2 separate regions of the Homo sapiens genome follow, and region 1 is linked to region 2. A link is a loop called in an ENCODE intact Hi-C map of the cell type or tissue named here. Cell type or tissue: mammary epithelial cell. All regions are shown on one strand. Links, peaks and the distances in the headings refer to the core of each region. The heading gives the core; the rest is flanking DNA.

Region 1 (5,388 bases), core at 154-5,153, 1.8 Mb after region 2:
GGAGCTCGAGACCAGCCTGTGCAATAGCAAGACCCTGTCACTACAAAAAAAAAAAATTAAAAATTAAAAATCAGCCAGGTATGGTGGTGCACACCTGTAGTCCCAGCTACTTGGGAGGCTGACGTGGGAGGGCCACTTGAGCCTTGGAGGTTGAGGCTGCAGTGAGCTATGATCATGCCACTGCACTCTGGCCTGGGTAACAGAGTGATACCTTGTCTCAAAACAAAACAAAACAAAACAACTTAGGGGAAAAGCCAAGGCCCTTTACAATGACCTGCAGGCCCTAACTCCTCCACCTCACTAACTTCATGCCTCCTGCTGTCTGCCTCCTGATCTCACCAGCCTCTCCACTGCCTTGAACATACCAGGTGGGCTCCCGTCTCAGGACGTTTGCACTTACTGCTTACTCTGTCTGGGGTGGTTTTTCCTCAGAATCTACACGGCTTATTCTCTTCCCTTCTTCAGGTACTTACTCACATAGCACGTCCTCAAAGAGGCCTTCCTCTACTACTCTACTTAAAACCACAGCTTCTCCCCCTAGCAGTCTCTGTCCCTGGCCTTGCTTTTCTTCATAGTACTTACCGCTTTCTAATATATAATCATACAGATTTGTATATATGTATACATTACTCATGTAGTTTATTATGTCAACTTCAACCTTCCCAACTAGGACATAGCTCCTTCATGGCAAGGATTTTTGTCTGTTTTCTTTGCTGTGATATCCCAACACCTAGAACAGTTCCTGACACTTAGGAAACACTTGATAAATATGTGTTGCATGAATGAATAGGTTGAAGATAACAACCATGTCTTCCTGGGAAGATTTGCTAACATCGAAGTCCACTTTTTTTTTTTTTTTTTTTTTTTTTTTTATGATTGGCTTCACAGTGACTTTCTCATTTGGCAGCAGAGGTCATATAACAAAATATCAGGAGGGGGTCTAAATTCTTTAAGATGTTACAGGTTAAATCCCCCAGCTTCGATATTATTAAAAGTCTCCTTATACCTTCAAGTGCTTTTGAAAACTTGAATTTCAGTTTTCAAGCTTATCCTGTTTTATTGTGAATTGATGAGGCAGTGAGAAATGAAATAACAATAGTTATTACCCTTAACTGCGTTCCTTCTTAGTGCTAGGTACTTTCTTTTGGGATAGAACACCTGTTATTCTCACCCAACACAGGATACATAATTTTCAGGCCCAGTGCAAAAGGAAAAGGTGGGACCCCTTGTTTAAAATGCAGGAGAAAGTGCCATTAGTGGTACTCAAATATAAAGCTTTTTTCTTTATTCCCCAGATTCTCTCAACTCAGTAGTTCTTATTTTCTATTTAATGTCATCCTAAATAAAGTAAAATTAAAATTTTAAATTATTAATGTGAATTTTACCTTTTATTGTGCAAAGCCAATTTTAAGTGCAAATACAACAACTTTTAACTCAATGGAATCACTGAAATTACACAATTTGTATTACACGGGTCATAGATGTTATGTACTTTATTCTTTTTAGAACAGTAGAAATACACAATACGTACACAAATCTGACTCAACTGTTTTTTGTTGTTGTTGTTGTTGTTGTTGTTGGTTTGTTTGTTTTGAGATGGTGTCTTGCTCTGTCATCCAGGCTGGAGTGCAGTGGCGCGATCTCGGCTCACTGCAGCCTCCGCCTACTGGGTTCAAGCGATTCTCCTGCCCCAGCCTTCCAAGTAGCTGGGACTACAGGTACCCGTCACCATGCCCAGCTAATTTTTGTATTTTTAGTAGAGACGAGGTTTCGCCATGTTGGCCAGGCTGGTCTCGAACTCCTGGCCTCAGATGATCCTCCCACCTCGGCCTCCCAAAGTGCTGGGATTATAGGCGTGAGCCACCGTGCCCAGCCCTCAACTGTTTTCATTTCACTTCTTGATACGTGCACATTTTACCAATGTTCTCTACCTTTGACTTATTGATGAATAAGGAAGGGCTAAAAGGAAGACAGCGCTAGTTGCCCTGTCTTTCCCTTTCCTTCTATGTCATCATTTTTGGTGTGAGTGGTTGGCTAATATAGGGAACTAACATGGATAGGAAGGAATATAATAAGATTTCTTGGTTGTTTGTATTTCCTAGAACATCATTGCCTTCTCCGTGCATTCAAAGCAAGCATCCTGGTTTGAGTGGAATGTGACTCAGTTATGGATATAACACACCTTGTCCTCACTTTGAGTCTCCCTGAATTCCTACACATTGTGACTGCAGTGGAATCCTGTGCTCACGGGGTGTTGCAAACACTCTGTGTGCACGGGCAGCAGGAATAGCAAACACACAAACTGCACGCATCTCATCTGTTCACATGTGTGCTCCGCTCTCCCATCAGACTTCACTTACAAAACACAAGTTCAAAGACTAAATTATTACAAATGTCAGGATGGCAATAGCAAAGCATTAAACCAAATAGAGACATCTTCTGAGCATGAACATCTTCTGAACCTATGCAACGCTGCAGGTTACATGCCATGAAGCTGCCGCTGTCCTCACCACAACCTCACAAGTGGAACGTCTCATACCATTCACAGCTGAGACTGCTGAAACCCAGACAGAGAAAACAATGTGCCCAGGGTCACTCAGCATGTGGTGGAGCTAGAATTCAAACCCAGCCTGTGTTTAATCAGGCGGCCTGTGTGGCCGGTGTGGCATGATAGAATAACCACTGGGTAGGCGGCAGGATGTGAGGGGTTTTGACCCATTTCTAAGTAATTGTGTAACCATGGACACGTCTGCTTTAGGACTTCTGCTTTTATCTTAATTAGTGCCTATTTATGAATACAAGTTATAGATTTCCACAAACCAGGGTGTGGGTTGCATGGTCTCTTCTCTGTACTAAGAACTAGAGAAACTTGCTGAGATGTGTTAGATGACAAAGCTGCCATTCCTGTGGTAGCAAATGCAGTAATGGTTGTGTGTGTTGCATGTTTTACTTGGCTAGTTCCTCCGATGATGACTGACAAATCCAAGAGTATGAGAGAGAGGTTATTTTCTGGGACTGTTCCAGGGCATAATTAGGAGAATTTATTATAAGGCCAGATGAGGTAGGGGAACAAATGTAGGCTTTGTAAACCTTGCAAAAAAATTGTTTTTAATTTTAACTTGCTGTCTACATAAACCACAGAAATGCCATTCCTTAAGAATGATTAGACAGGGTGGATGATTACACTGCACTTTTGAAGTCTTGCTATGTGGGTCTGGGTACATTATCTTCCCCTGTGCAGCCAACGGTGAGTGCCACAGACCAAGGTTATGATGCTATTCACCTGACAGGTCCTTCCATATGAAGTCCAAGAACCGATGAAGGATAAGGTATCTGGAAAAAGGATTGCTTTACACAGGCAAGGCAAAGGGCAGCATCATTGCTATCAGGCCAGGCCTTTTAGAAATGCCTGTTGATGTACATTGAGTGCACCTTGCCTACAGAAATGCTTGTGTGTGTGTGTGTGTGTGTGTGTGTGTGTGTGTGTGTGTGTGTGTAGGCAGGGCATGGGACGAGAGGCTCTTTAACAACCTCTGCAGAAGGGAAGGCCCAGTAACCCAAAGAGAGGGCCCATGGCTTTGGCCTCTCACCAACCTCTTTTCTCACATATAAAGTATAATAATATGTACTTCATCCAGTTGTTATGAGGACAAGATGAGGTGATACATGTAGAGACTAGAATGGTGGCTGACACATACTGGCCTCTAATGGTGACCGAAGTAGCTGTGAGGGTAGGTTATAAAGGGGACTTTGTAAAATGACTGCCTGATGAAGTTCCTCTTTGGCCTACTTTCTCTCCAAAGTAATTATTGGTTTGTATCTTGGCAAATACTTTGAAGCAATTATTAAATTTATTTTTATCTAAGAGACTGAATTTACTCTTAATTTATTTGAGTTAGATTTTGAAATCAGTCTATTTGTATGAAAAGGAATATTTATTTATTCATCAAATATTGCATTCCTACTTTGTGCCTTTGTGTATTACTATGTGAATACAGCACAGATACAATAACATGTGACCCTTTCCCTCAGAGAGCCCACAACCTTTTGCAAAAATAGATATGTCCATCCTTCATTACAACATAGTCAACTTCAGAGCACTTGGTGGTGGTAAGTACCAGAAAGAGGGGAGTGTTGTCAGGGAAGGCATTGCAATTCTACCTGATAGAAAGCAACCATTTTTATATCCCAATAACTGGATTTCTATCTAGAAAATATTACAATAAAAGAGAAAGCTGGTAGTAAACTGTTTTTAAAAATGGCCTTTTCCCAAATAATTCAGAGAACTATTTTTGTACTTGTGTACTCGTGAGTCTGAAGTTAGGCTAAAATCTCTGAAACTCTTTACTATCCCAAGATCCTTAGAATTCTAGTAATAGCTTTTGCTGCTCTTGTAGGAAAATGATTTATTTTTTGTTCACTCTGTCATTTATATCCTTAGTGATTTGTTTAGAGGGAACTTTAAATATACCGTAGTAATTTTCACGATTTTTCTTGAGGTGCAACCTATTGCTTGGGTCCAAACTCAGAACTGGCTTTTGAAAAAGACCATGGAGAAGTTTGGATACAACCATAAAATAGTTCTACTTTAAGAACTCAAGGAAAAGAACTTTGCCGGGCATTGATTCTATGAGATTCATATGGAAAAAATCCTGAGAATTGTCATTTAAGGACATGAGAGTGAGTAGGATCAAGAGGGATCAGATATTTAGGAATTTGTCCTAGACTGTAGGAAACTTTGGAATCACCACTTCTAATAAATTCTCATTAAGATTGCAGTGAATGTCCAGCTGATTGTTATTTTGGCCAACAGAGAGTATAAGGATTGTTTTTCAGATCTGATGGCATGGTATATAGCTGTTTGTAAATCTCAGTCTATCCTCGTGCTTTGCAAGCCAGCTTATTAGCAAGGGTCCTTAGTCACCGGAGAAGCTGACTGCCACTCAGGCCTCCTTCCCAGAGAATCTGAGTTATCAGTCAGACCTGAGGTGGGGACCAGGTGTCTGCATTTGAAGTACCCCTTGCATTTCTATCCCTGGTGATCTGCAAACCTCCACACTCTTTTTTTTTTTTTTTTTTTTTTTAAAGAGACAGCGTCTCACTCTGTTGCCCCGGCTGGAGTGCAGTGGTGAAATTTCGGCTCACTGCAACCTCTGCCTCCTGGGTTCAAGCGATTCTCCTGCCTCAGCCTCCCAAGTATTTGAGATTACAGGTGCACGCCACCACCTCTGGCTAGTTTTTGTATTTTTGGAAGAGATGGGGTTTCACCGTGTTGGCCAGGCTGGTCTCAAACTCGTGACCTCAAGTGATCCATCCACCTCAACCTCCCAAAGTGCTGGGATTACAGGTATGCACCACTGCGCCGAGCCTTGCAAACCACACTCTTAT
Region 2 (5,382 bases), core at 383-5,382:
TTTTTTTTTTTTTTTTTTTTTTTTTTTTTTTTGAGATGGAGTTTTACTCTTGTTGCTCAAGCTGGAGTGCAATGGCACGATCTCAGCTCACTGCAACCTCCGCTTCCCAGGTTCAAGCGATTCTCCTGCTTCAGCCTCCCGCGTAGCTGGGATTACAGGTGTGCACCTCCACACCTGGCTAATTTTTTGTATTTTTAGTAGAAACAGGGTTTCACCATGTTAGCCAAGCTAGTCTGGATCTCCTGACCTCGTGATCCGCCCGCCTCGACCTCCCAAAGTGCTGGGATTACAGGCATGAGCCACCGTGCCTGGCCACTCCAAGACTATTAACAATTACACACTTTTCTTTCATACTTCTTTCTAATGTTTTATCTTTTACTTTTGAATGTTTACCCACCTGGGATTTATTCTGGTGTAAGTAGTAAGACTTTCATCTAGAATTTCAATTCTTTTACCATAAATTTATGCAAAGTCTAGTCATTTTAACTTCATCCACATCTGAGGTTATTTCACTTTATTTAAATTTGCCATCATGGCATCATTAGTTTTATTAAGCAACTGCCACATAGGTTTATGAATTCTATCTTTCCTGTTTGTATGATTCACTTCTACTTATATTTTTATTTTTATTACTTAAATGCTTTCTTCACCTTTACTTATTTTATTTTCCACTTTCTTCAGTTCTTGAGTCATTGTATTTTAATATATTCTCTAGTTGAAATGCTTTATTTCCCCTTTGGCCTAAGAATTCTTTAAAGAAACATTTGAAAAACAGCACATTACATGAAGCTAGTGTTAATTGGTTAAGAAATCATGTAAATTGGCATATTAGTTCTTATCTTCCTAATTTCCACTCTCTAAAGGAGTCACTTCTCTATCTTACTGTGAGCAGGCTTTTCCAAAGACATAGAAAAGCTGGAAAGTAGGTTCGATAATCTATTCAAGAAATATTTGTTTGTGCCTATTATTTGCCAGATGCTATTAGCACTGGAATTCAGCATTGGAGAAAACAATTCTAGCCCTCATGGAGTATATAATCTAGTTAGGGGATGTAGAGACAGACAATAAATAAGAATACGTTTTTCAAAAATGGCTACATTAAAACAGTGACAGGTGCTAGGAGGAACCTAAAGCAGGGAAGGGATGAGGGTGTTTGTGTGTTTAGGTGAGGAGGGGTTTGCAGTTTAAATAGGGTGTCCAGGGTAGCATTTGCATCAAGACCTGGGGGGGAGAGGAGCAAACCGCATGCAGATGTGTGGGACAGCATTCCAGACAGAGGGAAGGAAAGCACAAGACTCTGCAAGGAAGCAGAGAGCCTACTGTGACTGAGGAATGAGGAGGCACCGGGACTAGGGCCCAGGGAATGGAGACAGGGAGAAGACATAGCTCCACAATGACTTACTCTGCAATTTCAAAATCTAAAAATCTCTGGGGAAAAATAGTTGCTTTTGGGCTTGTTCATTTATTTGTTTTCTAGTTTGCAGTAACTAGTTTGGCAGCAATAACAGACCTAAAGCTGTTTATAGTCTTTATCCCATTTAATATGAGATTAAATTATGTGGGATCGTAGTCATGTATTTTACTACATAAATATGCATGTGATTAAATATGGGGTTCTGTCCTAGATTTTTCTGGAAATTATGTATTATATACAGTATGTTTACCATAGCATGTTTCAAAATAATAAAAAAAACCCTAACATTTGTAATGCATCTGGCCCCCAGGAGTTTGAATAGGGGTAGGTGGATGAGGAGCAGGGGTTAATGCTAGGAGGTAACAGAGGGCTAAAGCATGTAGCATTTGGTAGTTCACTGGCTCTTACTCTGAAGTGAGATGGGAAGCCACTGGAGGGCTCTGAGCAGAAAAGTGACATGGACTGACTTGGGTTAGCTTCTGGGCAAGGTAGAGGAAGAGGCCAGTTAGGAGACTATTATAACAAACTAGATAAAAGTCAGTGGTGGCTAAGACTAGGGTGGTAGCAGTGGTGTGGTTACAAGTGGTCAGGTTCTGCATGGATTTTGAGGGAGGATCCAAAGAGTTGTGCTGACTGATTGGCAGTGAGGTATGACAGAAAGAAAAGTCAAGGATGATGCAAGGTGTTTTGGCCAGAGCATCTGGAAGGCCATTAATTGTGAAAACTTTGAGACGAACAGATTTGGGGGTAGATATTGAGAGTTCAGTTTTGGATATGTAGATTCTATATGAATTAGATACCTAAGTGGAGCTACCTTGCATATACGAGACTGGGATTCCAGGGAGAAGTTCAGCTGGAGAGATTACATTTGGAAGTCATTAGCATAAATGGTAGGTACCAGAAGATTGAAGGCAATGGACTCTGTTACAGATTTAATAGATGAGATATAGGTAATAATACAAATGAATGTAAGCTCAATTGTTAAATTTATGGCAGTTGTGTAATAGATATGTGGTGTGTAGGAGAAATATATGTATTATCTAAATTTTACATAAGTATGTATTTTGTTAAAATAACTTCTTATTAGGCAGACATTTCTCTCCTCAATTCCCTTCTTATCCAGTGTAAATCCTACAGTCAATTAAAACCATACCCCTGTACTCTCCTTGAACTTCTCTCCTGTTCTTGCTTCACTTGGCTTAACCACAACTCTGGTTAAACCCAACACTTCACCTATTTCCTGTCTACACCTGTGCAGCTGAATGTGCCTGGAGGAAATCACATACCGTACTGACTATCTCACTTTTAATTTGTGGTTATGAAATTAAAGCAGATCTTAAAGCTACCCAGCCATCATATCATATTTTCCTAGGCCCTTCATTTTCCCAGACTCCTGGGTTATTTCATTCTTCTTGCCTCTCAAACCTCCAACATCTTCATGCCCACCAAACCTCTTGGCTGATGACCCTGTTTCCTATTTCAATAGGAAACCAGAAACAAAGAGAAGAGACCTTTTACAAGCTCCCAGCGTGTCTATCCAGCTACCTGCAGATATCTGCCCTTCTATTTTGCCTTCACTCTGTTCACAAGAGATGAACTGTCTTTGTTTCTCGCAAAGGCAAACCTTCATCCTATTAAGACTCCATCTTCTCTCACCTACTGAGGGGTAAGGCACAACATTACTCCCTTCTCTTTCTCCTGCTTTACCAACTTTCCTCCTCTCTGCTGGATCATTCCTAGCCTCACACAAACATGCTGTTATTTCTTTCATCTTAAATTGACTTCTAGGATGCTGACTCTCCTAGGTTTCCTACCACTTCACTGAGTACTTCTTGGCAGTCTTGTTTGCTAGTTTGCCTTCATCTTCCTGATTTCTTAATGAGGAAGTGTCCTAGGACTCAGTAGTTCCATCTTCCTTCTCTACCTGCAGTCACTCCCTTGATGATCCTGTCTGTAGTCATGGCTTTAAATATCATCTCAGCAGATCAGGGCAAACTGCCTATTTCTTAATTCTGCCTTCACCAGTCTAACTGCTTTCAGCACTCAATTAGGACTGTCCTGGGGCAGGAGAATCATGCAAAATAGAATATAGTTCTTGAAATATGAAAACTAATGATAGTCCTATCTCCTTCATTTTTTATCCAATAGAGAAGAGCTGGAGGCCAGGGACTGAAAAACACTGAACTGAAAGTCAAGATTGGCCAATTCCACAAGCTAGCGCCAAGATGTTACACAACGAATCTCTCTGTGTTTTGTTTTCTTCATCTGTGTAAATAAGAGCGAACATTTATTGATTGCTCACTACTAATATGTCCCAAATCCCATGCCAAGCATTTTACATGAATTGCAGATTGAGTATCCCTTATCCAAAACGCTTGGGACCAGAAGTGTTTCAGATTTTGTGTTTTGGAATGTTTGCATATACACAATAAGATATCTTGGGGACAGGGTCCAAGTCTTAACACAAAATTCATTTATGTTTCATATATACCTTATACACATAGGCTAAAGGTAATTTTATACAGTATTTTAATAATTTTATGCATGAAACAAAGTTTGTTTTAAGTATTTGTATGTGAAATATTCTGCTTGTGGCATCATGTTAGTGCTTAAAATGTTTCAGATTTTGGAGAAGTTTAGATTTTAGATTTTTGGATTCGAGATGGTCAACTTGCATCTTATTTAATTGGCACAACCCTATAATTTTATTTTGGTTACTGTCCTGTTTCTACAGATCAATCATCTGGGCTTAGAAAGGTTAAGTACTTGTTTAAAGTTAAGCAACTACCAAGCAGCAGAACGAGGACTAAAACCCAAGAAGATTCAGAATTCAAACCGGTGGTTGAACTGAATGTTAGATGTGACGACTGTCTTCTTACCACCATACTATCTCAACCAACTACGTGATACTTTACAACAAAGGGGTTGATCTCTTTCAACATTAAAATTATTTGATTCTAGTTTGGTTAAAATAAATCAACTAATTTTAATGTTTGCTTATAGGCACAATATTAAACATGGATGGTAAAAGTAGCCAAAATCACTAACTCCTTACATTGTAATGTCTAAGGAGTCCATAGTATAAAGAGCAAACATGTCAATGAATACTGAGTTAATGTTTAAGAAATGTCCACAGACTAACAGCCCTCCAGAAAACTGTGACTGAAGTGGAAAAAAAATGGACATTCCAACTGACATTAATAATTAGTTAATTCATTCAATTATTGAGTATCTACTATGAGTCAGCTACAGAATTTGGAAATTTGTATATATTTTCTCATTTATTACTATGTACCCTTCTTAGAAATGAAGAAATTGAGACTTCAATGTCTAAGCCCATAAGACTAGTAAGTGGCAGAGCTAGCAGCCCAACACAAGACTGTCCGGCAACTCTTTTATATTGTTGGAAATAGATGCTTCTTTATGTTCATAAGACTCATTCAGTATTAAGTGATGCATTTTCCATTGATAATTTTATGTTAAGTGAAAAAATAAATAAATACAAAGAAATATAAGCAGCCAATATTTTAAACATATTCATAAAAACAATAAACTACTTAAGAATGAAATTAGCAATAGTAATTTCTAAAGAATAAGTTCATGTCAATTACATTTTAGATGTAAGTATACTCATTATTTTTAAAGAACTTATTATAAATTATGAATCTTACCTCTTGATGTGCCAAAGAACAAGAATGCAACAATCCAAATTCCAAGCATCTAAGCTGATTTTTTAAATCACATAAAAATCTTCTTGAAGATCTTTACTTGTAAAGTCACCTCACTATAAAATACTAAGTGGTTTTCCTCACAATGATGCAACTCAATGTTTAAACTCTACGTTTAAAAGAACATGTTATTCCACCTTATGCTCTGCAAAGTAAATAAAATTATCGGGGTGTGCCTTACATCTTATGATTGGCAATGGAAACTTCCAAGGTTTTGCTGTTTCATTATTAGTAATATTT

What was found. Peaks named below come from ENCODE experiments on the same cell type or tissue, not always from the same donor. Only the 100,000 strongest peaks of a DNase experiment are listed, where the experiment ranks them.
Region 1: it touches region 2 in a loop (5-fold over the local background); 1 of 110 quality-filtered maps calls a loop at or near these places.

Annotation. Positions count from the first base shown.
Region 1 is chr10:114,636,732-114,642,119 of GRCh38, reverse strand. The region is part of intron 1 of ABLIM1 (actin binding LIM protein 1); the gene reads left to right. Among named protein-coding and RNA genes, the nearest start is that of ABLIM1, 19 kb to the left of the region's middle. In mammary epithelial cell, for the core only: no CTCF peak of the experiment used is centred there; a DNase peak (open chromatin) is centred at 3,039.
Region 2 is chr10:116,427,765-116,433,146 of GRCh38, reverse strand. PNLIPRP3 (pancreatic lipase related protein 3) reads right to left here and starts at 5,300. Exons shown (of 12, transcript NM_001011709.3): 1 at 5,086-5,300. The coding sequence starts at 5,134. In mammary epithelial cell, for the core only: no CTCF peak of the experiment used is centred there; DNase peaks (open chromatin) are centred at 2,666, 3,496 and 5,316; H3K4me3 peaks cover 4,553 bases; H3K27ac peaks cover 3,844 bases.